Regions from separate parts of the Mus musculus genome. Here all the other regions are linked to region 1. A link is a loop called in an ENCODE intact Hi-C map of the cell type or tissue named here. Cell type or tissue: gastrocnemius. All regions are shown on one strand.

Region 1 (8,000 bases):
ATGCTTATGTGGATTCTTGTTAAGCAGCAAGCACTTTTATGCACTGAGCTATCTTGCTGCCCCAACCTATTTTTTGTTTGAGAAGATTGTCTCTCTGAAGTCCTGGTTGTCCTGGAATTAGCTGTGTAGAGTAGGATGGTTTTAAACTTAGATCCTTCTGTCTCTGCCTATTGATGGTTGGGATTAAAGATGTGCTAGCATACAACCTAATTTTTTTAAGTGAGGGAAGGCACTAGAAAGGAGCTAAAGCGGGAACTCCATCTTTAAGCATGGGGACGTGAGTTTGATTTTCTTCTTCATGTGATAGTGTACATTTATAATCCTAGTGCTGGGGAGGCAGACAGGCAGATCCTTGACTTGGAGCCAGCCAGCCAGTCTAGCCTCTGCTCAGGTCTCAGCAACAGAGTCTTTTAAAACATGGTGGAACAATTGTCTAGTGCATGCATCAAGCCCTGAGATGGATTCCATGGTGTCCTGCAGCCCCCAGGCTATGGTAGATTAATATGATTGAAAATGAAGATTAGAGCTGAAGAGACGGCTCAGTGGTTAAAAGATTTAAGAGTGCTTGCTACTTTTTCAGAGGACCCAATTTGGTTCCTGGCACCCAGATTGGCAGCTCACAATCACTTGTAGCTTGAGATCCAGGATTTGATGCCCTCTCTTGGCCTGCTTGCACCTTGGCCCAGAAAGGCACACATATACATATAAAAAGTGAGGCTGTAGAGAACTAGGTATATTCAGCAGCTCCTAGAACATAACTTAGTGACTAGGTATGGGAGAAGAGAGATGTATTAAGATTACAGGCTGAAGCTGGACATGGGAATGAGAACAGGCCTTCGAGGTGGGAGGATCAGTGGCTTTTAGAAGAAGCTGGGCTGGAGAGTGGCTCAGCCTTGGTTCCTGGCACTCGTACTACCAGGTCCAGGGGATCCGATGCCTCTGACCTCCTGAAGCACGTGAGTTCAGGAGCAGGTACACATGTACATGCACGCATAATTTTAAAGATCTTTTCAAAAGTAGAATCACTTCTGTGGATTTTTACATAATATCAGGCCCCAGCCCAAGCGTCCCAGGATAAGATGTGTCCTCTAGGTATAACCCTGAGATGGACCTCTGAACTTAAGATAGAACTTCCTTGCTCCTTTTTAAACTCAAGCTGTTTTGGTTTGGGATAAATAAAGCATTGGATTTTGAAAGCTGGAAGTGGTGGAGCGTGCACTTTGAAGGTCGAGACAGACAGACCTCTGAGTTCAAGGCCAAGCTTGGTCTACATAGTGAGTTCCTAAATGAGGCCAAGTGAGACTCTTGTCTGAAAACAAACAGGGGCTGGATCTCAGCAGTTAAGAGCACTGCCTGCTCTTCCAAAGGATTCAGTCAATTCTTAGCACTCACGTGGGCAGTTCACAGCTGTCTAAGTACAGACCCAGGGGATCCAATACTTCACACAGTTGTGAATGCAGACAAAGCATCAATGTACATAAAATAAAGTTAATTTAAAAAAAAAAAACTGAAAGCCAGATGTGGTGGTACACGCCTTTATTCCTAGAACTCAGGAAGCAGAGGCAGGTGGATTTCTGAATTTGAGGCCAGCCTGGTCTACAGAGTGAGTTCCAGGACAGCCAGGACTACACAGAGAAACCCTGTCTCGAAAAACCAAAAAACAACAACAAAAAAACAAAAAACTGAATGTAGTGACAATTCCGGGATTTTGGTTTCTTTAAAAACACAAATATAAGTATGTGTTACTGCAGGCTGGAGAGATGGCTCAGTGTTTATGAACACTGACTGCTCTTTGAAGGTCCTGAGTTCAATTCCTGGCAGCCACATGGTGACTCACAACCATCTGTAATGGGATCTGATGCTGTCTTCTGGTGTGTCTGAAGACAGTGACATTGTACTGGCATGAAATGAATAAAAAAAAAAAAACAAGAATGTGTTACGGCTTTAATCCCAGGTGGGGGGATATGATCCTGCCTCGCACTGTCCACGGCCGCGGACTATGATTTGCTTTGTGCTCTCGCAGCGGTGTGGTTTTGCCAGCCACAGAGAGTTTTTGTGATTGTGTAACATTTGGAATTCTGGGAACTTTTCGGAGGGTACGTGAATTCTAGGGCCCAGAGAGGTGGGTTGGTGGTGGTTCAGGAGGGATGGTTGTTGCCATTTCCTAGTCCAAAGAAGAAAGAAATGAAATTCAGATCTCTCTCTCTCCACCTCCCCCCTCTCCCTCTTCTGTCTAGTAAAAGGTTGAGAAGAGGTGGGTGAGGTAAAGGGTGGAAAAGAGCCCACAAAGTCACAAATCCCAGCTGTACCTGAAAGCCAAGTAAGGCCTCTCAGCCCCCTCTTCTCAGTCATCCATGGGTGGGAGAGCTGCATAGGGTTTGAGACATAACCTCATTGCCAAAGAAAGCTCACAGAGCCTGTGAGCGTTTACCTCCTGCTCATCTGTGTGTACCTAGGAACCTGCCTGCTGAACACAGCAAGGAGGGTGGCGATGGACAGGTGGGCAGGGAAGGTTGGAAGGTACAAAGCCTGACCAGATGAAAGCTGAGAAACCCCCATAGCTTCCAGTTCCTTAATTTTCCACTTTGTGTCTTTGCAGCTGTCAACAGAGCCTGGATCCCAGGAGCGACCTGCTGTATAGAGGCTGGCCTGGGCCATAGAAACCCAGGAGAGGAGTCAACAGTTGTGTTTCACCCCACCTCTTGATCTGATTTTCTCACAGAAAGCCAGGCAGGATCTGCTACTTAGGAGTCTTTAGTCCCACATGGAGTCCTCAGAGCTTCAGGGGCTCAGTGCTAACCGTTCAACCTACTCAAGGCATTTTAGTAGGAGGGGCTGGGGCTTAACGTGGTGTTTGATCACTTCACTTGCACTTGTAGAGGACCTGGGTTCACTTTATCTTACAATAAATGAATGAATAAATAAATAAACAAATAAATGGCTTTAAAGAGTTGAAAGGCAGCAGACATCGTAGCGCACACCATTAATCCCCGCACTCAGGAGGCAGAGACAGATGGAGTTCAAAGCCAGCCTGATCTACATTGCAAGTTCTAGGACAGCCAGGTCTACACAAACCTGTCTTGAAACACCAAAGACCAGGGACTAAATCCCTGGTGTGGCTCTCCAGGTCAGAACACTCAGCTCCTGTGCTATTCCCGGTCTCTTGTTTCTGCTTAGTTTCCCATAGAATGTTCTGGAACATACTACTATATATGCCCCCCACTGTCACACCTTTATTGGAACCTATAGCCTGGGTGCCCTTGGACATTCCAGAGGACTCCCAGAAAAGAAGGTCACCCTCTGTAATCTGTGAAGGAAAGTTGAGAATCATTTACTTTAGGTAAGGCATTTTAAACTCTGAGCCTGTGTTCGTCTTTGTTAGCACTTGTCCACAAGTTCTTGAAGGGTGGGGCTGTTCTGCATCCCCTCTGTACTAAAGTTTTCAAGTATCTGCCTCTGCATGAAGCGTTCAATAAAGGCTTGGTCAAGCGATGAACGGTGACTAGTTCTACCTACTAGCTTCTGGGCCAGTGGTCTAGCCTCAGCCTTTCTCTTCGGAGATTGTAAGTCATGTATAACCTCCAGGTCCAGGATAGCTGCTTGAGGGTCACAGCCGGTTACAGGGAAGCTCAGAGTTGAAGTCAAACATCTTGGCTTCAATTCCAGTTCATTCCTTTGGTGTTTATTCCATAAGCGATTTCTCTCCCACTGAAGGGGAACCCGAGAAACGTTTTAAATCTGAAGAGCTGGGCAGAGTACAGCCCCAACATTCTTCCTTTCTTTCAGGCTTATTTTTAGAAATTCTGTCACAGCATCCACCTCCGTTACTGCTTAGCATCCTAGGGATCTTTCTCTTGAGAGGTCTGACTTAGGGTATTTGGCTAACCCACCCAGCTGCCCTGCTTGTCAGTCACCTGCAAGCTGAGAAGGATGACGTCAGCTTTCCCCAAGCCTCTGGACTGCTCTGAGACATAAATATTTTAAAAGGGCCTTTCTCTCACCGTTGCCAGGGTGATGGACTCTCAGGGGACGAGTGGGAGTGTGGAGGCAGGACGGGCTCTGGAAGGGTGGGTGTGAGGCCTGGCCGCCAGCCAGGACTAAGCTCGGGAGGGGAGGCTGGAGCTGTGCCTTGCGTGCCTCTCCTTCGTTGAGCCCTTAGCTGTTAGGATGCTTCCAGGCCCGTCTCTGGGCTCAGATGCCGTTTGGTTTTTGGTAAGTTGACGTTTTCTGGGCCTTGGTTTTAACATCTCTTGGTGTTGGAGGAATCTCGTCTTAGTGCAGGTAAGTGGAAAATAAAGAACGTGAAAGTATTCTGTGTTTGTAATGCTGTGCTTCCTTTGCTAGTAAATCCTGGTTAGAGAAACTAGATCCTGTTGCTGCTTTCTGAGGACCCAGCCTCCCTGTAGTCCAGTCTGGCGTCAAACTTCTGCTTTCTGAATTCTGGAACTGCAGGCATACACTACCGCCACTGTCCTCTGTTGGACTCCTAGTGCCACATGGATGCTGCTCCCACATAACGATATTCTCGCCTTCACTTCAGCACACGTACGGTGATGTTACATTGAGATAGTGTCCCACTTTAGTTCAGACTGGCCTTGAATCCTGGCTCAGGTTCCAGCTCTTACTAATAATTTTTATTATTTTAAGATAACATCTCCCTTTCTGCCCTGGCCTGGCCTAGCCTGGATCTCATACACAGAAATCCCCCTGCCTCTACCTCTCAAGTGTGGGAGTCGGGTGTGCACCACGGTGGCTGCCCCAAGCACCTAGCTAGACTATGTGGATAGCACCAGGGATTCTAGTTGGGTAATAATTTAGAGTCAGAGTTCATGGGTGTTAGGGCCTAAGACACACAGACACGAGTTTAGACTGTACACCTGCCTGGTCATCTTGCTTTGTCTTACGCCACACGCCCCAATCTTAGCACGTATCTGAAAAGGAAACTGGTTTCGCGTCCCTGTTGCTTTGGGAACTCCTGTTTCTTTGTATGTGGCTCCCTCTGGCGGGTGTTGATGGTAAGGAAGTAAGATCAGATATAAGACTGACATACCACTCTGAGAGAATGAAGTGGGGCAACTCTCCCAACTCCTAATGACAGCCACCGGAATTGTCATACACTGTGTCTCTGCAATCTACCCACAATCTAGTCCCCACAATAATGAATAGGAATTAATTCTAATTCTCAGACAGATTTGAAGACCTGGAATCAAATTCTTTGCAGCATTTAGGATCCTCAAATGATCTTACCATCTTACCAATCTGTTTTTCTAGCTTCAATTATTGTCTTGGTTTTATTTACCATTAATACAAAATGCCCCAACAAAAGCAGGTCGGGGAATGAGTTTATTTTATCTCACAGTCCAATTGTAGACCATATGATAATCAAGGCAGCGGTAACTTGAAGCTGCTAGTCACATCCACCGTCAGGAGCAGAGAGGACAGATGCGTAACACTCATTTTCTCCTCAGTCCAGGACCCAAACCTCGGCGTGATTAAATGAGTCCTCCCTCTTTGTTGACATAATTAAGATAGTATAGGCCAACCGGATCAAGAAAATGCCTCTTTGAAATTCTTCCCCAGCTATTCCAGGTTGTGTGTCCGGTTCACAAAACTAATCTCAAATATGCTCAAGCCGACCAGACTCTTCTGGAGGAAATGCTAACTTGAAGCATTGTGCTGCCGGGTGGTTGTTGGCACACGCCTTTAATCCCAGCACTTGGGAGGCAGAGGCAGGGGGATTTCTGAGTTTGACGCCAGCCTGGTCTACAAAGTGAGTTCCAGGATAGCCAGGGCTACAGAGAAACCCTGTTTGGGGGGGGGGGAGGAAGCATTGTGCTGTGTCCTGCCCCTTCAGACTACAGGCCTGTCAAAACAACATGGGACCTCAAACTGGCTAGATGGCTCAGTGGTTAAGAGCACTGACTGTTCTTCCAGAGGTCCTGAGTTCAAATCCCAGCAACCACATGGTGGCTCACAACCATCTATAGTGAGATACGATGCCCTCTTCTGGTATGTCTGAAGACAGCTACAGTGTACTTACATATAATAAATAAAACTAGATTATTAAAAAAAAGAAAAACAAAAAATCATGAGGCCTTTGCTTAGTTTAGCTCAGTGTTCAGGCTGGCCATTGCGGCAGAAACTTTTAATCCCAGCAGAGGCTAGATTTCTGAGGTTGGAGGCCAGCCAGGACTAATGAGTGAAACCCAATCTCAAAAAGCTTCCCAGTGGCTTGCTTTGTTATTATCTCTGTAAAACATAAAATGTGAAGTTTGACAAGAACATAGGTATGAGGGCTGATGTATGGAAGGGCTAACCACACAAAGAATGAAAGTGACCCAAGAGATTAGAACAAGAACACCCTTGAATGGTCTTATATTAATCATCTAAAATGTCTTTGGGAGACCAAATCACTTGGCAGCTGGGGTGGCTGCAGGTGACATTTCTTCAAAGCCTTTGCTTTCATCAGCCATCACAAGGAAATCTCAAGATTTCTTTCTTGATAGCTGTAGTGTATATACTATGAAAACATCTCATTTTACCTCACTTAGATCACTAATTCCCCCTCCCCTCGAGCCAGCCACTTGTCTGGAGTTGCAGGGCTGTTGGAGTGCTTTGACTTCTCAATCATTTGCCCACTGGAACTTCAAGAAGACTCAGCCACAAATGGACTGAGGGAGGCAGATTTCCCAGGGGAGAATCATCTTTCTTATTGGAAACAATGGATGTCCAGCAAGCGGTCATAACAAAGCCGGTTGGACCCATGGGTGCCCTTGCTGTCTTACACTGAGTTGTAGGTATGCCAAGTCAATTCAGTAAATATTTCCTGGGAATTCGCTATGTACGATGTTCGTATTTTTTACACTGTAGATTCATAAACATTACCAACTCCACAGGCAGTTACCAGATTCAAGAGATGTTTCATCCCGTATGGTACAAACACACTTTACAAACCAACAAAAGACCATGCTAGAGATTAATCCCAGGGCCTTCCAACAGACACTGGACCATTCAACAAAACTTACTCATCTCAGAAACCAGGTCTGACCCCTCCTAGGAAGTTGTTTTCATACTATCCTCTGCCTACTGCTAAAAGGGATCGTTCAAAACATCCTGTTTCTTCATTCAGGTGTAGCAATTTGTTATCTCTGTCCCCAGGATATAGCAGTAACTGAAAATATGGCTAGGTGTCACCCACATTCCCGCAGATGGCCCGGCTTTGGTGTATGTTTGGCGCTCACAGAGACTGGAGGAGAGCATCAAATCCCCTATACTGGATGCACAGACCCTTGTGACCTGCTGTGTATGGGTGTTGGGAATTGGGTTTGGGTCCTCTAGACTCTGCTAAGTTGTGCTAACCAGTGAGCCATCTCTCTGGCAATTTTCTGTGTTACTGTGTGTGTGAGGTGAGGTGCCAGTGCCCTCTGAGACCAGCGACAGGATCTCCTCCTGTATCCTAGTTAGGTTTCTATTGCTATGATAAACACCAGGACCAGCCAGGCATGGTGGCACACGCCTTTAATCCCAGCACTTGGGAGGCAGAGGCAGGTGGATTTCTGAGTTTGAGGTCTGTAGAGTGAGTTCCAGGACAGCCAGGGCTACACAGAGAAACCCTGTCTTGAAACAAACAAACAAAAACCACCAGGACCAAGAGTAGCATGGTAAAGCGATTTCTTTCATTGTAAAGTTATGGTTTCTCATGAAGAGAAGTCAGCAGGAATCTGGAGTCAGAAACTGAAGCAGAGGCCATGCGGAGAGGTGGCACTACCCACAGTGGGCTGAGCCCTCCCACATCAGTCATTAAGAAAATGCCTGCATGCTTGCCTATTGGCCAGGCTGATGGATGCAGTTGTCATCCCCACATTACTTACCCTCCTTTTTACTTCTTAAACATATCAGGCTGAATGTCCTTGCATTATTCCTCTGTCTAGAATCTTCCCTCTCCCCCAGATACTTCCTCTGACTCATTTCAAGGAAGCCTGCTTTCTTTCCCCATCCTA
Region 2 (8,000 bases), 390 kb before region 1:
CAGACAAAAAGGCTGATCCAACATCCACCTGGGAAAGTTCTGTGGCTCCTCCCCCCAGGTCACAGTGACATGCTACACCCCTGGGATGTCCCTTCCTGACACTGCTGGGATTGTATCTAAATACCCACAGTCCAGAGATCACCTGCTCACCGGAGCAACACCTTCTCTGAACCCTATGCCCCTCCCCAGAACATTCTGGGCCATGGCTCCTAAGCTGACTCCTGGGGTGGGACTGCTCATCGCTGGGACCAGGAGAGAGCAGGGGCCTAGGCTGGATAGAACAGTGACAGGAGGAACCCAGGAGGTCCTCATCCACAGCCCCCATGAGCCTCTACTGGGGACCAGAGGTCCCCAGAACAGGTTCTCTGAACTCCTTGAGATATATAAAAACCGGGACCTGAAAGTCGCCCCCCTCTCCCCTGCTTTTTATTTGTCATGAAGTACTCTTAATGTCCCCAAACACCTCCCAACACTATACAACCATACTATATTAGCGCACAGTGGATTCACTTTCTCTGGAGCCCTATCAGCTTGCTGCTGTCACACTGTCACTGATGAGAAAAGTGGATAGGAGATGCAATATTGCTTAATAAATGCTCTCTCCGATTCGCCCTAAGAGTAAAAGCACCACCCAGTTGCCCAAATGAACTTCTTGGTTCCTCTCTTTCTCTCACTCAGTCCCCCTTTCACTTCAGACCAAGGGAACAAGCCTCCCCAACCCCCTGCAAGCACATCCCAGATCCCCTTAGCTTTCTGTCCCCTCTCCCTCCCCACCACCCATCCACCCACCTCTTGCCAGCCCTTCCCTGAGTGTGCCTGCCCTGTGAGGTATCTTTTTCGGAGCCCAGCATGGTTTCTGATCCCACGTGCACTTCTCACGCTATTCCCATGCCCAGCGTGGTGGATTTCTTGAGGTCCCTCAGACATGCTGAGCTCCTGGCTGCTTTTGTTTCTGTGTATCGGTGTCATCCCTTCTGCCTAGACCTCTTCTCCCAGGCCAGCAACAGCTGCCTCCACCCTTCCTTGAGGCCTCAGTGATGTCATCTCTCCAGCCAGGGATCCGCTAAACAGTGAGTGGTTCTCAACCTCCCTAATGCTGCGACCCTTTAACACAGTTCCTCAGGCTGGGGTGCCCCAACCATGAGAAGATTTTCATTTTTAACTCATAGCTGTAATTTTGCTGCTGTTATGAATCAGAATGTAGATATCTGACATGCAGGATATTTGATACACAACCCCCCTGGAAGGGTCGTGACCCACAAGTTGAGAAACGCTGCCTTAAGGCCCTACCCAGTTCTCCCCTGTAACATCACCCCATCCCTTGAACCTTTCCTATTCCCTTGTTTCCTGTGCTTGCGGGGAGGTCCCATGGGACAAGGGCCCTTGTCTATGTGGCTCTGTGCTGTGGCCCTGGTTTGGAACAGATGGTCAATAATTGCTTATTGACTGACTGAATGGCTCGTGTCTGGTAAGCAAACATGCATGTGCCCGGAAAATCCAAAAGGCGTTGGAAAGCAAAAGCCACTTAATTAGATGAGTCCAAAGCCCTGGCATCTCCGCACGGCTGGGGCTCCTGTGGCCACCACGAGCTTACCACATCCCCCTCAGTGACATCCTAGTTCATAGAAGCAGAGACAAAAACAGTTTAACTCACAAGATGCCCTGGGGGTCCTGGTCGTCCCTGGGGTCCCATGGCACCGGGCTCACCCTGCAGGATCAGAAAGAAAGAGGTGACACAGAAACTCACTCACCTGCACATCCGTGGCTACTTTCAGGGGAGAGATGAGCAGAGCTTGTGGTGGTGCCATGGAGGGCTGGACAGAGCTCTGAGCTTTAGACTCTAGCCTTAAAGGCCAGGCCTGCCTTTTGGGTGGTTGTCCAATGGTGCTCTTAGGGAGGGGACCAGTTATAACTGTCAAGATGGGGGGCCGGGGAGCGGGCGAAATTTCACACCAGAAGGCCAAGGAGAGAAGTCAGCCACTCTAATGCAGAAAATGGGAAGATAATGCAGCAGAGAGGCTACATCTCAGACTTAGTGGAGCCCCAGGCCGCATGACCACAGAACCCCAGTCCTTACCTCTGCCCCTGGCCGGCCACTGCTGCCAGGAGGACCGGGTTTTCCACAGTCACCCTAAAAGAGAGAGGTGGCAGTTTGGCTTGGTATCCCCACCCCCACATTGACCCTGGATCAAGGGAGCTCTGACATCTTGCTCTGGCTTTGGCCAGAGGACCTCTGATACTCTTCAAGCTGGTGGGTGTCAGCATCCCGACCCAGTCTGCTGGGCCCTGGTGGCCTCAGGAAGCCAGGCCTGGAGTAGCAGCTCAGCCAGGGGTCAGGTGGCAGGCAGTTTAAACCCAGGCTGGGCTGCCCAACTCAGGCGTTGGGTCTGAAGAGACCGGGGAAGTCTGTTGAGCTGAAGTCCTCCTTCTTACCTTAGGCCCAGGGAGGCCAGGATGACCTGTTTTCCCCTTGAAGCCCTGGAAGGAAAAGCAGGGAGATGTGGTGCCCGAGATCTGATACCCGAGATGCCCCCACACCTTCCTGCGCAGGCTATATCAGTAGAGTCTATTGCAACCATAGCATGAGGACATGGAGGCTCCGAGGAGAGCCGGGAGGGGGGCTCAGAGCTCCCGGCTCCTTCCTTCAGCTCAACTTACTGGAGGTCCCATGAGTCCGGGAGGGCCAGCAGGACCTGGGTCCCCCTAGGGAAAGAAAAGGAAGCATTGAGGAGGTTTGATTCAGCCCTGACCACACCCACTCTCCGCCCCACTCTGCTTCTGAATCTCCATCCCCAGGATTTGCTGGGAACCTTAGATGGGACAGAGGGAAAAAATCCCAGTCTGGCTCAGCCTCTGACTGACTGGGGACTGTGAACGAGTCCCAGCCCCTCTGTGGGCCTTGGTTTGGTTTCTTTTTGTTAAGGATGGGAAATGACCTTGATAGCTCCACAACCCCCCCCCCCCCCCCCGCTTTGCCATGTTCCCATTTCTCTGATTGCCCAGAAAAATCTCAACCAAGGAGCCAGAGCCTGCTTAGGCCTGTCATGATTACAACCTTATTCTTTCCAGAATACAGCCTACTTCCTCCAGCTGTCCAGGTTTCGGGATCTAAGTGGTATCTCTGTCACCATCCAATTCACTTAACCTGGCTAAGTCTATTAGGAGGCATGAGAGACTCAGGGGAGTCTGAGGCCAGCCGGGAGGAGACTTGGATACCCTGATTAAAGGGCGACTCCAGCTCACCTCATCAGCAGGGAGGGCTCCTGCCTCCCATCCAGCCCCATCTTACCCTCAGGCCAGGCTTGCCGTCCTTCCCGTCCAGTCCGTCCAGCCCAGCAGGGCCCTGCGCACGAGAAAGGCGTGGCTAGATGCTGCTCTCGAGCTTAGGAGGAGGGAAGTCTGACCCAGCCCCATGGTTGGCTCCACCTCTTACCCAACTCACACTGTTACCACAACATGCACACACACTCACACAGGTACTCCATCCCACATGCCATCGGGCCCAGAGGCCACACACTCACCTGAATCCCGGGAGGGCCGGGTGGCCCAGGGGACCCAGGCAAGCCTGAGGGACCTCGAATCCCTTCACTGCCCTGAAACAGGAACACCCAATGAAGTCAGGGCCAGGGATGCTAGGGGGTCCCTGGGAGTCAGGACATCTGGCTTCCTGTCCTGGTTCTACGTTGACTAACTAATGTATTCCACACAGTCTCCCTAAGAACCTGTGTCCTCACCCACCAAGGCCCCTTTCCCTCACGGCTCTATGGGGAGTGAGAACTTGCTTAAACCAGCCCCTTCTCAGGGTTGTCCCAGAGGCCGGTACATGTGTGTGTGTGTGTATGTGTGTGTGTGTTTAATTTATATTGTGTGTGGGCTTTCATGCCTCAAAGTGGGAAAGGTGAGGAGATTCCTGTACTCCAGGGTCTCATGGTCCCTGAGGGCCACATGCCTGCAGTGAAACACCACATCAGCTTTTCAAGGATGGAGCTGCAGATCTCAGGGATTGGGGTGGAGGCCCATGGTGGCCAGGCCTTAGGGAAAATGTCACAGGAGTGTCACCAGATGGTGGACTCTGAAGATGAGTCCCTGGGATGAGGCAGGAGGGAAGCTAGAGGGGACCTAGGAGAGAGAGATTTGGAAGTGGTCCCATGCCTGTGACCTGGGTGTCAGGGCCCTTAGGGTAGATGGACTGGGAGATGAGGCTGGGGAGGTGGGCACTGGACCTGGAGGGGCCCCACGTAACATGTGGCACATAGTCAAGAAACAGACCAGTGGCTTTGACATCGCTTCTCAGCACCCTGGGAGTTGGTGGGGGACCCTTGATCCTTGACCCTGGGAGCATAAACTAGGTTTCTGGGCCAGAGGATAAGATTCCAGAACCTTCTTCCAGGTCTTATCCAGAGCTTCCTCACTTGTGTCTGTACTCTATGAGGTTGCACGCAAACTTTTGTCTAATAAAAGGCTCAGGGACTGTAAAACCACCTGCAAACAGCCATATAGCCATGGAAAGCCCAAAGCAGGGAATTGGGGAGGAGAATAGGAGTGTGGACTGAGAGGTAAGATGCTTAAGGAAAGGTTGCTGTTTCCCCTGGGCAGCGGAGAAGCTCTGCGGCAATGGACAGACACAGCTACAGGGCAGAAAGTCGGGGGTGTTGCAATACCGCCATTGACCAGGAGGGGTCAGCACAGTTCTAGCCAATGTCAGCCTCGCTGAGAGTTGAGATGAAGCACCTCTATCCAGCAGTGTGGGATTCTCTGCAATGACCAGCCTAAGCAGGACTTGGCTACCACCTCCATCCTTCACTGGGAAGGCAGGCATGAGAGGGAGCTGACAGCCACCATAGGTCCACCTACGTCTGATGGGCACAAGCCTGGGGAGGCGGCAGAGGGACACTCATCTCTGATGCTAAGACAGTGTGTGCCCTGGATGGCTCCCTAACTTTTGGGTCTTCCAACTGTTTTCTTTTCCTCATTGTACAGTGAGAGGCTAATGTGTGGCTTCAGAGAAGAGAGGCTCCCAGAAACCACAGCGCCCTGTGGATGCCTCCTCCATCCAATGCTTAGAAATTAAGCCTGGGGTCTCCCCCAGCTCCTACCCAGTACATAAGGGAGCCCCAGCTTCTGCTGAGCCAGGGACGTCACCTCCAAACTGCAGCAGGGCTATGTGCCTAGCTTATCACTGTAGTTCTAGAGTCAGTCCTGCAGAGTTCCAAGGCTGCTGTCCCAAGATTATCACAAAATCACAGGTGACCCTGTGTCTTCGGGGCCCTTGAGGACAACCTACAGAGAGAGGCAACCCCTCCTCCAGGTATGCCTCCATTCAAGGGGTCCCAGTTTCATTCGTTCCCTGGCTCCTTGCCCCCTCTGCTTCCCCTTGAGAAATGAAGCTGGCTGAAGCTGGCCTGTCACAGTCTAGTTACCCGCCTCTACCAGTCCTGTGCCTCTACCCCCACCTTGTTTATGCCAGTCTCCTGGCAAATGGGAGCCCAGGCTACTCAAAGGCTGAGCAGGGGGGTAGGGAAGGGAGGATTAGGAGAGGGCGTGGGACCATCCACAGAGCCATCCGTTGGTGAGCACAGCCTGACAAAGATGGACTTGTCTGTGAATTTTCTCAACAGTGGCAACAGCTGCTTGGCTTTGGCAGAAGTGGGGTTCGGCTCACCTTCTCTGCTTGGGGGCCAGGTGGGCCAGGAGCTCCAGCTTTGCCTGGGAATCCTGGAGGACCCTGTGTCAATGAAGAAGTGGGCAGGGCTGGAGGCGGGGCTTCTTCCCCCTACCTTCTTGGTGGGCGCCATCTATCTGCCTGACCCTCCGTGGTTACCTGGCTCCTGAAATCTATCACAGCCACTTGGACTGTTTCTCCCACCCCCTACCTCCCTGGCCCAGGTCCATCTTCATCCGGCAGGCCCTGCTCCTCCCAGTGGGACCGCCTTACAGGGAACTTCTGTGTCTTTACTCACCGGTGGGCCTGGGAAGCCTGGCTGGCCTTGAAATCCCTAAGGGAAGAAATGAGGAGGTCAGCCCCCCCTTCTTGGACACTTGGTGGAAAGAGGAACAGGCTGGGGTAGCCTCAAGTCTGCAAGCTTTGTCCTTGTCCTCCAGTCTGTCCTAGATGGGCAGCAGGTGAAGTCCCCTCAACCTCCCAGACAATGCTCACCTGGTCACCCTTCTCTCCAGAGCTCCCCTGGGGGCCTCGCTCTCCTCGGGGACCCTGTTGCCACAGAGGAGAATGCAGATGAGAACCCAGTCTTCCTGTCTCTTGGGCCGCAGGGAGAGGCCAGGGCACTCCCCCACCCCCACCCCCACTCTCCACCCCACCCCACCCCACCCCACCCCGTGCCCGGCACTCACCGCTGGACCTTGGGGACCTGGAAGGCCTTCAGATCCTGGTGGGCCCTGGGGACGCAAAGTAACAGAATCAGTCACTCAGAAACATGAGGAGTGAGGCCCTGGGGGTGGGCAGAGCACGAGGTAGGGGTGTCCTCTCCACCTGGCCCTTCAGTTCCCTGGAACCAGCCCGCTAACTAATCCTGCTACCTCCTGGCCTACAGCAATCTGGCCAAAAATTATGAGCTAATCTCTCTTGTGTAGGTCCAGCTCTGACTGTGTCACTCGCTGGCTCAAAAGCCTTCCGGGGCTCCCCTCTGTCTAATGAATGAGGCATACGCTTCCCACTGAGGCTGGGTTTACAGGCATCCTGTAATCTATCACCAGCCACCCTTCCCTGCTTCACACCCCTCTCCCTGCTCCCTCCGCTATGCTTTCGCTCTGTGCAGACTGCTGTACCCTGAACACGCTCTGTTGGGTCGCACCCTCGAGCCTGGGCATGGCTATTTCCTCTCTCTGGAATGCCCACCATTCACCTCTCCTTCCATGTGTCCTGAACCCTCAGGAAACCAATGCTGTCCCTGCCAGGACCCACCCATGACCTCCTGCTCCGTGGACCTGGCACAGCTCCATCCTCCCCTGATCCTCCTTGGGGAAGGACCCCCTTTCCCTCTTCTACAGCATCATCATGCTACCCGAGCCCCACTCTGCTCAGGGCTCTCAGCTCTCAACATTCTTGTCTGTGTCTGTCTGTCTGTCTGTCTGTCTGCCCGTCCGTCCATCCATCCATCCATCCATCCATCCATCCATCCATCCATCCATCCATCCATCCATCCATCCATCCATCTATCTTTCTATCCATACATGTTTTTATCTGCTTCTTGCTGCAGGGCAGGGCTCACAGGGCCTTTTTTGCTCAGTGCAGACCCCTCAGAAGGACTCGCAGCACCCAGCCTGCCTAGGAGACCATCCTGTGGCAGAGTAGAAGAGTGACAGGGTTGGCCTGGCTGGCGTTTGTGAGAAGGGGAGAGATGGCTCCAGCTCTAGCTTAGCAGATCCCGGCTATGAGGGCTGAGGTTCTTCAGCAGATAGACATGGACTCCAGCCCAGCCCTCCTCCACCACTAACTCACTCCCTGGCTGGCTGCAGGCCTCTGGGTGAGTCATGTCACTCAGGAGCCTGTGACTTCATATGCTAGCAGTCCTCAGCTCCTTCCTTCAGTGTAGGACCCCCATGAAGGTGGCCTCAATAGAAGAAGAAGAAGAAGAAGAAAAAAATTCCTGGCCCTGATTTGGCAGGAGAGGGGAATTCTGCCAGCTGACTGGGCCCTTTCCCTCTGACTTCTCTGCAAGAAGCCTGCTAGGATCTCCTCACAGCCTCTGCCTCCGCCTCCGCAGCCACCAGCCTGTGCAGAGCAGCAGCTGGAGTGACTGGGGCAGGGGCAGCAGGGGTCACTGGCTCCTCCTCACAGGAAGATCTCCAGTCCAGCGGATGAAGGTGGCGGTGGGGGTGGGGGGGCACCCTGCTTGACGCTCACCTCACATCCATACCCATGCTGCAGCTTACCGATTCGCCCTTCTCTCCCGAGGGGCCAGTGTATCCTCGCTCTCCCTTGATACCCTGATGAGCAACAGCAGAATTAGCTCTGTGGCCTGCCTACCATGGTGCTAATG
Region 3 (8,000 bases), 230 kb before region 1:
TACAAAATCAATGAGCAAAAATCAATCGTTTTTTTTTTTTTTAATATGCTAGCAGCAGCCAGACACTGCAATTTTTAAAGTTTCCACGTTAGAAAGGCGTGGAAAATATCAAGCAGTATGAGTGGTTACTGTGAGCCCTCTGATGGGAAGACCACCTCATCCCCTGGGAAGTGACACGAGGTCTTGATCCTCTGATGCAGACACCATCTTGGAGGGTCCACGGGGAACAGAGAGAGCAGGAGTTAGCCCACCTGCAGCCCGACTGTAATGAGGACATGGGGAGACTGTTCTGAGCACACTTCTTGAAGGCCGGTGCTAGGGTCTCCCAAGAAGATGCACAGATATGGGAAGAACAGCCCTAAGTGTGAGCAGCACCATCCCATTGGCTGGGAGCCTAGACATACCAAATGAGGTCTGTAGCAAGGGAGACCACTCAGCTTCCTGGTCACTGCCTCTGCCTCCCCCTGACTTTCCTGTGGTGATGGACTAGAGCCTCTGAATTACTCGCTAGGATAACTCCTCCATGGGATGGTTCTTCTCCAGGATTCTCACAGCTGTAGAACACCACACAGGGCGGGGCAGTGATGATGAGGGCCTTTAATCTCAGCACTCAGGAGCTACGTAGGGGAAGCCTGAGTTCGAGGCCAGCCTGGTCTACAGAGCAAGTTCCAGGACAGCCAGGGGCATAGAGAGGAACTCTGCCTCAAAAAACAAACAAACAAACAAACAAACAAACAAACAAACACCACACAGAAGAACTGTTTAACTATGGGCCAGGAATGCAATACACTATAGAATAAACAACCTCATTTCTTCAGCTTCTGGGAAAAGGAACAAAACCCTACAAGAGACAGGGGAGCCCGTGGTTTAAAAGAAACATGAAATACTTATCAACCACTTAAAAATGGGCAGACTTCATTTGGATCCAACATTAAAAGGCAGACTATAAAAATAAATCAGGAGCTGTGTATGGGGGTACATACGTTTATCCCAGCACTCAGGAGGCAGAGGCATGTGGAGTATGAGTCTGAGACCAGCCTGATCTATACAGGGAATATATGTGTGTGTGTGTGTGTGTGTGTGTGTGTGTGTGTGTGTGTGTGTGTGTGTGTGTGTGTGTATCAAGGCATACATCACTACCTCCATCTGGATTGAATAAGTATTGAATTGTTAATACTATTAAGGAATTGTTGCCATCCTGAAAAGAAGGTGACACTTGGTAGCTAAAGTGGTGTGGAGAAGAGGGACTCCATCCCACGAATCAGAAATCACATTCTGTAAGGAGCTACACAGAGAACAGGGCCAGTAACAAAGACTGTGTCCCCTTGACCAAACTCTATCCAGGTTCCTGCAAGGAACCAATTCTCAAACTTATGTCTATAAGGACTTAAAAGCTCAACACTACCCCCCCTAGGATGACCCTAGTCTTAAATCACCTGCCTGAGGAAACCCAGCGGAGACCCTCAAGTTCACTGCTAGCTCTGCCAATATCTGCAGACAGGGCCAGTTTCCCAGACATAATATCTGGCCCAGCTCTGTCCCTGTTCTTTAAGATGCATAATTATTTCTGTACAGAAAGGAACTGAGAGGGTTCAATGGTGGCAGCAATGGAGGTGGCAATGCACGCCTTTAATCCCAGCACTCAGGAGGCAGGGACAGACAGATCTCTAAATTCAGGGTCAACCTGGTCTACAGAGCAAGTTCCGGGACAGCCAGGGCTGCACAGAGAAACTGGGTCTCAAGAAGCCATAGAAGAAGAGGAGGAGGAGGAAGAGGAGAAGGAGGAGGAGGACAATGGAGGGAAGGAAGGAAGAAGGAAGGAGGATGGCTGGCTGGCTGTGGTTACCAGGATCTAGAGGTAAACAGGAATGGGAACGGGGAATTACCGTCTGATAGGTGAATTCAGTTGTAGGGTGTGTGTGTGTGTGTGTGTGTGTGTGTGTGTGTGTACTAAATGCCACTGACCTATATACACTTAAAAACTGATTAAGACCCAAATTTTATGTTATATGTATTTTACACAATAAAAATTTTTAGAATTTCTTTCACCAACAGATACTGTAAGAAACGCAAAATTGTGGACTTGGAGAGACTCTGGCTCAGTGGTTAAGAATACTCGCTACTCTCACAGAGGACCTGAGTTCTGCTCTTAGCACCCGCATGGTGGCTCACAACCTCCTGTAACTCCAGCTCCTGGGGATATGAGGCCTTCTTCTGGTCTCCAAGGTACCCACTCTCATGTACAAACTCACACACAGGCACACACACATCCACAAATAACAATAAAACACAACTGGAAAGGAATAGTATCCAGAATATATAAAGAATTCCTATGAGTTCATAAGATGTTAACATACACATATATAAATGTGTGTATGTATGTATGTGTGTACATATTTTATATATACACATATATAATATATACTGTATATATGTATATATATACATATATATATATGACAAAGTTTTAACAGAGATGGCTAAACTAGATGAAAAGTTTCTTATATTAAGGAATTAACATGAAGGCAAAATCAAGACCACAGAGACATGCTAACTATCTCTACTTTGGCAAAAATCAAAAGCTGATAGCATCAAGTGTTGGCAAAGATGTGAAATGACCGAAAGATGTCTACAGAGCCAGTGGGGTGCACACTGCTTCGGTAACTCTACGGTCACACCACCCCAGACACACCTGACCTCCATCACTTTGGTGAGTCCCTAGCACTGAAGATGTGCGTGCCCTATCACCTAGAAATCCATCTCCAGAGGTCGTGCCCTCTGAAGATATTCTTGGTCAACTATGCCAAAGAATATATTCTAAACTGTTCACAGCATCTCCATGTGTAATAGCAAACAAACAAACAAACAACAAAAAGCACTACATAGTCCCACAGGCTGTAAATATATCTGTGGCATGTGCCTGCAGTGGGTACCTGCTGCCAGCATTTAGGATTGGTGAAATCAGGAGAACATTACTAAGTCTTCTGTGCCTCAGTTTTCCTATCAGCAAAATGGGGATAATACCAGCATCCTCCTCAGAGTGTTGATTCTAGGACCATGGCATCAGCACCTGAGACATGTCAAGCTCTCTCTACCAACACTCGTTGGTGCCTGCCTCAGAAGGTCCCCCTCCTGGAACCTCTGCACTTCCTCCAACCAATACTGAATCTGCTGATCTTTCTCAGTCTCCCCTAATCCCACTACCACTCCACTCCTGTAACACGCCCCACTGCCCAAGCCTCCCCTCTTCCCGGCATATTCCTTCTACCTCCTCTGTTCGCTGAGCATCTATTTCCCTTGTCCAGACCCACCCAGCTCAGACAGTCGGGCCCTCCGCCCTACTCCACTGTCAGGGCATCCATGATCTTCTGAACTTCAACTTTCTGATTACCCTGTCTGTGCCCCTCCCAGGTAGGAGCCCTCCCCGCCCCCTGCTCTGCTCCAGTCATCCCACAAATTACAACAAAGTCCAATATACATCTGAACCTCTTACGCAGGCCTTTGGCAGCCTCTGGACTTGCACAGGCCTAAATACAAGTCCCAGCTTTGCCCCGTCCAGTCACGTGAAACTGACTGAATCAATGGCCTCTGAAAGCCAATTTTCTTTTAGCGGTTGGACAGAGATATTAACGTTGACTTTCATGCTCTTGTGGGGATTAAATGAGATGTGTGTAAAACTCCTGTTAGAGCAAATAAACTCCCTAGTCAAAAAGGAGCTGGGGGCCGAGGTGTGGCTTCACCAACGGAGTGTTTGCCTCCCTTCTGTGAAGCCTTGGGCTCAGTCGCCAGCACCTCGTGGGACAGACTTGGCAGCACAAGCCAGCAAGCTCAGCACATGGGAAGTAGGAGGAGGCTCAGAAGTGCATAGTCCTTAGCTCCACAGTGAGGCTGAGGCCGGTCTAAGATACAGGAGACCCCGTGTCACAAACACACACACAAAGCTGAATCAAGGAGGCGAGAGAGAAATCCGTTGTTTGGCTGTTTTCAGTGCAGGGAATTGAACCCAGGGCCTTATGCATGCTTGACAAGTATGCTACCCCTGAGCTACACTCCCAGATAAAGTGCCATTCTTAGGTCACCCACTGGGAACACACTCTCCTCTCCCCTTGCGCCTCCTGACACTGGGCAACTGCGGGCTGCACCTTGTGCTTGGGTGTCTGGGTCAGGGCAGAGAAGCTATAACGGCATCCTCAGGGAAGAGGGCAAACTAGCAGAACCGCCCTCCCCATACTGCCTCCTACCCCATCCCCAGAGCAGCTCCTGATCTCTCTGGATACAACAGAACTCAAGACAGAGGGAAGGGTGGCGTCTTGACCCCTCTCCCTCCAAGACCCTCGGTTTCAAGGCAGAATACAACACCGCTGGCTGGGCTCTCCTCTCAGAGCTGGGTGGTCCTCAGGCTGAGTGGATGCTCTCTCTCTTTCACAGAGGAGGCAATTACAACTCAGAGAGGAAAAGCTCTGCCTGGTGTCTCTGTGTACCGAGAGCCTGACCTTGAACTCTTCGGTCTGGCTCTGCTTCCACCCAGGCAGCCTCCAGCAAAAAGTCGTGGGGTCCCCTAAAGGCTCTGGCAGATGACTGGCTGGGCTCTGTGCCCATGCTTGCCCATGCTTGCCCACACCCCACTCTGCTTGTCCTCAGCCACCCACTGCCCGTCCCTGTCACAACCCAGCCCCAATTCTTCTCCTGCAGCTGGCACCGGTTTCCATGGAAACGGGTTGTTTGGGCAGCTGTGGGATGGTACGCTGAGCTGCAGTATCCAGAATGATGCTCGGAGCAACACCCAGTTCTGGGCTGCATCGAGCCAAGCCAGGCAGGAAACCTGGTTACGACATGGCACTCCGGCAAGCCCCCCTCCACCGAAAACACTGTAACCCTGGGAACCCCAACCCTGCCGTTCAATCCAAGTAAGTTGTCTGGAGTGGGGAGAAGCCAGATGTACCAGAAACCTCTCCCCAGCATCCCTGCCTGAACAACAAAACTGCGTAGTTCTTGTCACAAGCATGGAGCTAAATGGTAAATGTGTCACCACGGTGACTCCTCACCACCCTCCCCCCCCCAAGGTATTATTAACACCCTCGTGACATCCCGGAAGGTGAAGGCACTTGCTTGGGTCATCAGGCAAAGTGAGGCTGAGTGGCAGCTCTCAGAACCCTCCAGTGGCTGGAAACGAGGAAAGGAAGTCCTTGCTCATTCTCTCATCAACGTGCCCACGGCCGTGACAAAGACAGCTAGACACGGCTCTGACGCAGGGTCGGGAAAGGCAGAACTTCTGCCGAACCATGTGTGCCAACCTGGAAAGACCTTCAAATGGTACAGAGCCCAAAAGGCGAAGCAGCCCCACACCATGCTGCGCAGTCTGACAACCTATTCACACACGAAAAGGCCAATGGCAGACGTTCACGTACAGAATCTCATGAAAGGAACCTGAAGGGCACAGGCTCACACCGGTGTTCCTTCCCAATGAACGGCAGTCTCAAAGGCATCCACGGGGCTTCTTACTCTACCAAAAAAGTATGCATTTGTGTGTGTGTGTGTGTGTGTGTGTGTGTGAGAGAGAGAGAGAGAGAGAGAGAGAGAGAGAGAGAGAGAGAGAGAGAGAGAGAGAGAGCATCCATGCAGGTGCAGAGGAGGGGGCAAAATGTCACCCTCTATCACCTCCACCTTATTTTCTGAGACAACAAGGTCTCTCACTGAATCTGGAGGTAGGCTGACAGGCTGCCGCCAGCGAGCCCCGGTGAGCCTCCTGTCTCCATCCCCCACAGTACTCAGGAGACACAGGCATCCTGGTCCATGCTCAGTTTCTTATTCGGGCATCTCGCTTTTGCAGGACCCCTCTCACCCGCTGAGCCATTTCTCCAGCTCTGGGTTCTGAAGTGGCAATATCTAGCTTCTTTGGAAAGTTAGTTGTGTCAAATGATGTTTTGCTGGGGCACACAGGTGAAAGAATGTCTTGCTAAAGCAGACATGTGAACGGATGTTTTCCTGAAGCAGACACAGGGGAAAGGACGCTGGAGGCAGGAGTATAACTATGACCCCACAGACAGTGGGAGACGAGCACTGAGCATTGGCTTGGTTTGTTCTGCCTCCCTATGCACTATGCATCTCTAGGCAGCCATTGAGAGAAGCTTGCCCAAGAACTGCTCATGAGGTTCCTGCAAACCCCCCCCCCCAGCCTCACTGAGGCCAGTTGGGGAGCCTAACGGTTCCTCAGGATTGAGCGACAACTGCTGGTTCATGCCTGGTGTCGGCCTGCGGAGAGAACTGGTCTGTAGCTGCCAGTTCGTGTGTGCTGTCTGCCTGTCTAGAGGACTGGTCTGCAGCTGCTGAGTCGTATTTGGTGTTTGCTACAGGACTGAACTGCTGCTGCCAAAGAAGATGGAGCTTGCTCCCCCAAAGAACTACTGCTGAACAGGTCAACTTCCCCACCAACACTACCCAGTGGTGAAGCCAGAGCTTTGTACATAGTAGAATAAGCACCCTGCCAACTGAGCCAAGTCTCAGCCTAACTGGGACATATTTTAAATATCAGAAGGCAAAATAAAATAGGATACAATTATGCCAGTTTGGGGTAAGACGAGATGAGTGTAGGAAAAAGATTCGTGATAGGCCTGTTCTGAACTCAGGTCGTGCTGGGGGCTGCCGAGTGCAGGGTTTGCAGCTCATCCTCCTTAGCGGCTTTCTTGTTGTTGTTTTGGTTTGGGTTTTTTTTTTTTGTTTATTTGTTTATTTTGTTTGTTTATTGAGATGTGTAACCCTGGATATCCTGGAATTCACTCTGTAGACCAGGCTGGCCTCGAACTCACCAGAGATCTGCCTGCCTCTACCTCCAGAGTGCCGGGATTAAAGGCGTGCGCCACCACCCCTGGCTCCTCTTTATTTTCTAAGACAAATTAAAATTCTTTTGAAATGAAAGATGACTAGTTGGGGGACTGGAGAGATGGCTCAAAGACTAAGCATGTTTTTTGCTCTTCCAGAGAACCCAAGTTCGGTTCCCAGCACCCACTTCAAAGTTCACAACCACCTGTGACTCCAGCTCCAGGATGCAGCGCCCCCTTCTGGCTTACACCGACTCCTGCACTCACGGGCATACACTCCTACACAGACACACAGGCAAAGTGAATAATAAACAACAACGAAGCAGAGCAAGTGTTTTGAGTCAGGTGTAGTGACACATGCTTGCAATCTCACCATGCAGGAGTTGAAGGGTCGAGGGTCAGAAATTCAGACCAGACTTGGCTACATTGGAAGTTTGAGAATAGCCTGGACCTTGACCTACCATCTCGACAAAAGCCAAAATATAGATGCTTGCAAGAATAATATCACAGAGTTGGGATAAAATTATCCTACAAACAAGGATAAACACATAGGCAGCTCATTGCCTCCTGTCTCAGTGTTACTAATGAGCTCTTTGACCCTGACTGGTCATTTTATCTCTTGGAGCCTCTGTGACCAAATCAGTGCAATGGGTATATATCATCAGTGTTTACCTCAGAAGTTGTACAAAGATCTCAGATAACACACTCAGCACCTGGCATGTTGAACAAGCTTAGCCGATGACATTGAATGCGCAAGCACACAAGACAAACTTCCTGGGTTTGGTTCCCACTGTCACTTCCTTTTCTTTGCTTCATATAATTATATCAAAAGCATCTAGCACATAATACACGTTCAATAAATATAAAAGCAATCGGTTATATGGGAAAAATAAGTACTATCTTCCACCCCTGGCTTGTAGACATTAGATATGGTTATTAACAAAATTCATATCATAATTAAACAGACAACGAATGCAGAGAGAAACAGTGACAAGAGAGAACACGGAAGGATGGAAGCCCCGACTCCATCCCTGTGTGAACTTGGAGAGGTCTGTTAATTCCCCCGAGCCTCAGTTTCCCCATCTGGTAAAGTGGGCTAATTCTTGTCTTGAGGGACTATTACTAACACTATAAAAAAAGCAAACATCACTCAGGTGGCAGAGGCAGGCGGATTTCTGAGTT

What was found. A loop is a pair of places that touch in the nucleus more often than their neighbours do. Peaks named below come from ENCODE experiments on the same cell type or tissue, not always from the same donor. Only the 100,000 strongest peaks of a DNase experiment are listed, where the experiment ranks them.
Region 2: it touches region 1 in a loop (2.4-fold over the local background); 17 of 42 quality-filtered maps call a loop at or near these places.
Region 3: a loop joins it to region 1, with 2.7 times the contacts of the local background. A loop is called at or near these places in 22 of 42 quality-filtered maps.

The regions. Positions count from the first base shown.
Region 1 is chr4:129,698,660-129,706,659 of GRCm38, reverse strand. It overlaps a transcript of Tmem39b not described here and a transcript of Khdrbs1 not described here. Among named protein-coding and RNA genes, the nearest start is that of Tmem39b, 5.8 kb to the right of the region's middle. In gastrocnemius, CTCF peaks have their summits at 4,990 (motif pointing left) and 6,007 (motif pointing left); DNase peaks (open chromatin) are centred at 4,071 and 4,994; H3K4me3 peaks cover 485 bases; H3K27ac peaks cover 1,815 bases.
Region 2 is chr4:130,084,215-130,092,214 of GRCm38, reverse strand. It overlaps Col16a1 (collagen, type XVI, alpha 1), which reads right to left. Exons shown (of 70, transcript NM_028266.5): 51 at 7,894-7,947; 52 at 6,352-6,396; 53 at 6,158-6,211; 54 at 5,961-5,996; 55 at 5,663-5,725; 56 at 3,522-3,593; 57 at 3,290-3,343; 58 at 2,659-2,703; 59 at 2,434-2,478; 60 at 2,078-2,131; 61 at 1,655-1,708. Among named protein-coding and RNA genes, the nearest start is that of Gm46871, 9.0 kb to the right of the region's middle. In gastrocnemius, a CTCF peak has its summit at 4,662 (motif pointing right); DNase peaks (open chromatin) are centred at 6,550, 6,910, 7,463, 7,705 and 3 more places.
Region 3 is chr4:129,931,084-129,939,083 of GRCm38, reverse strand. The region is part of intron 2 of Spocd1; the gene reads right to left. Among named protein-coding and RNA genes, the nearest start is that of Spocd1, 6.3 kb to the right of the region's middle. In gastrocnemius, no CTCF peak of the experiment used is centred here; a DNase peak (open chromatin) is centred at 4,660; H3K4me3 peaks cover 571 bases.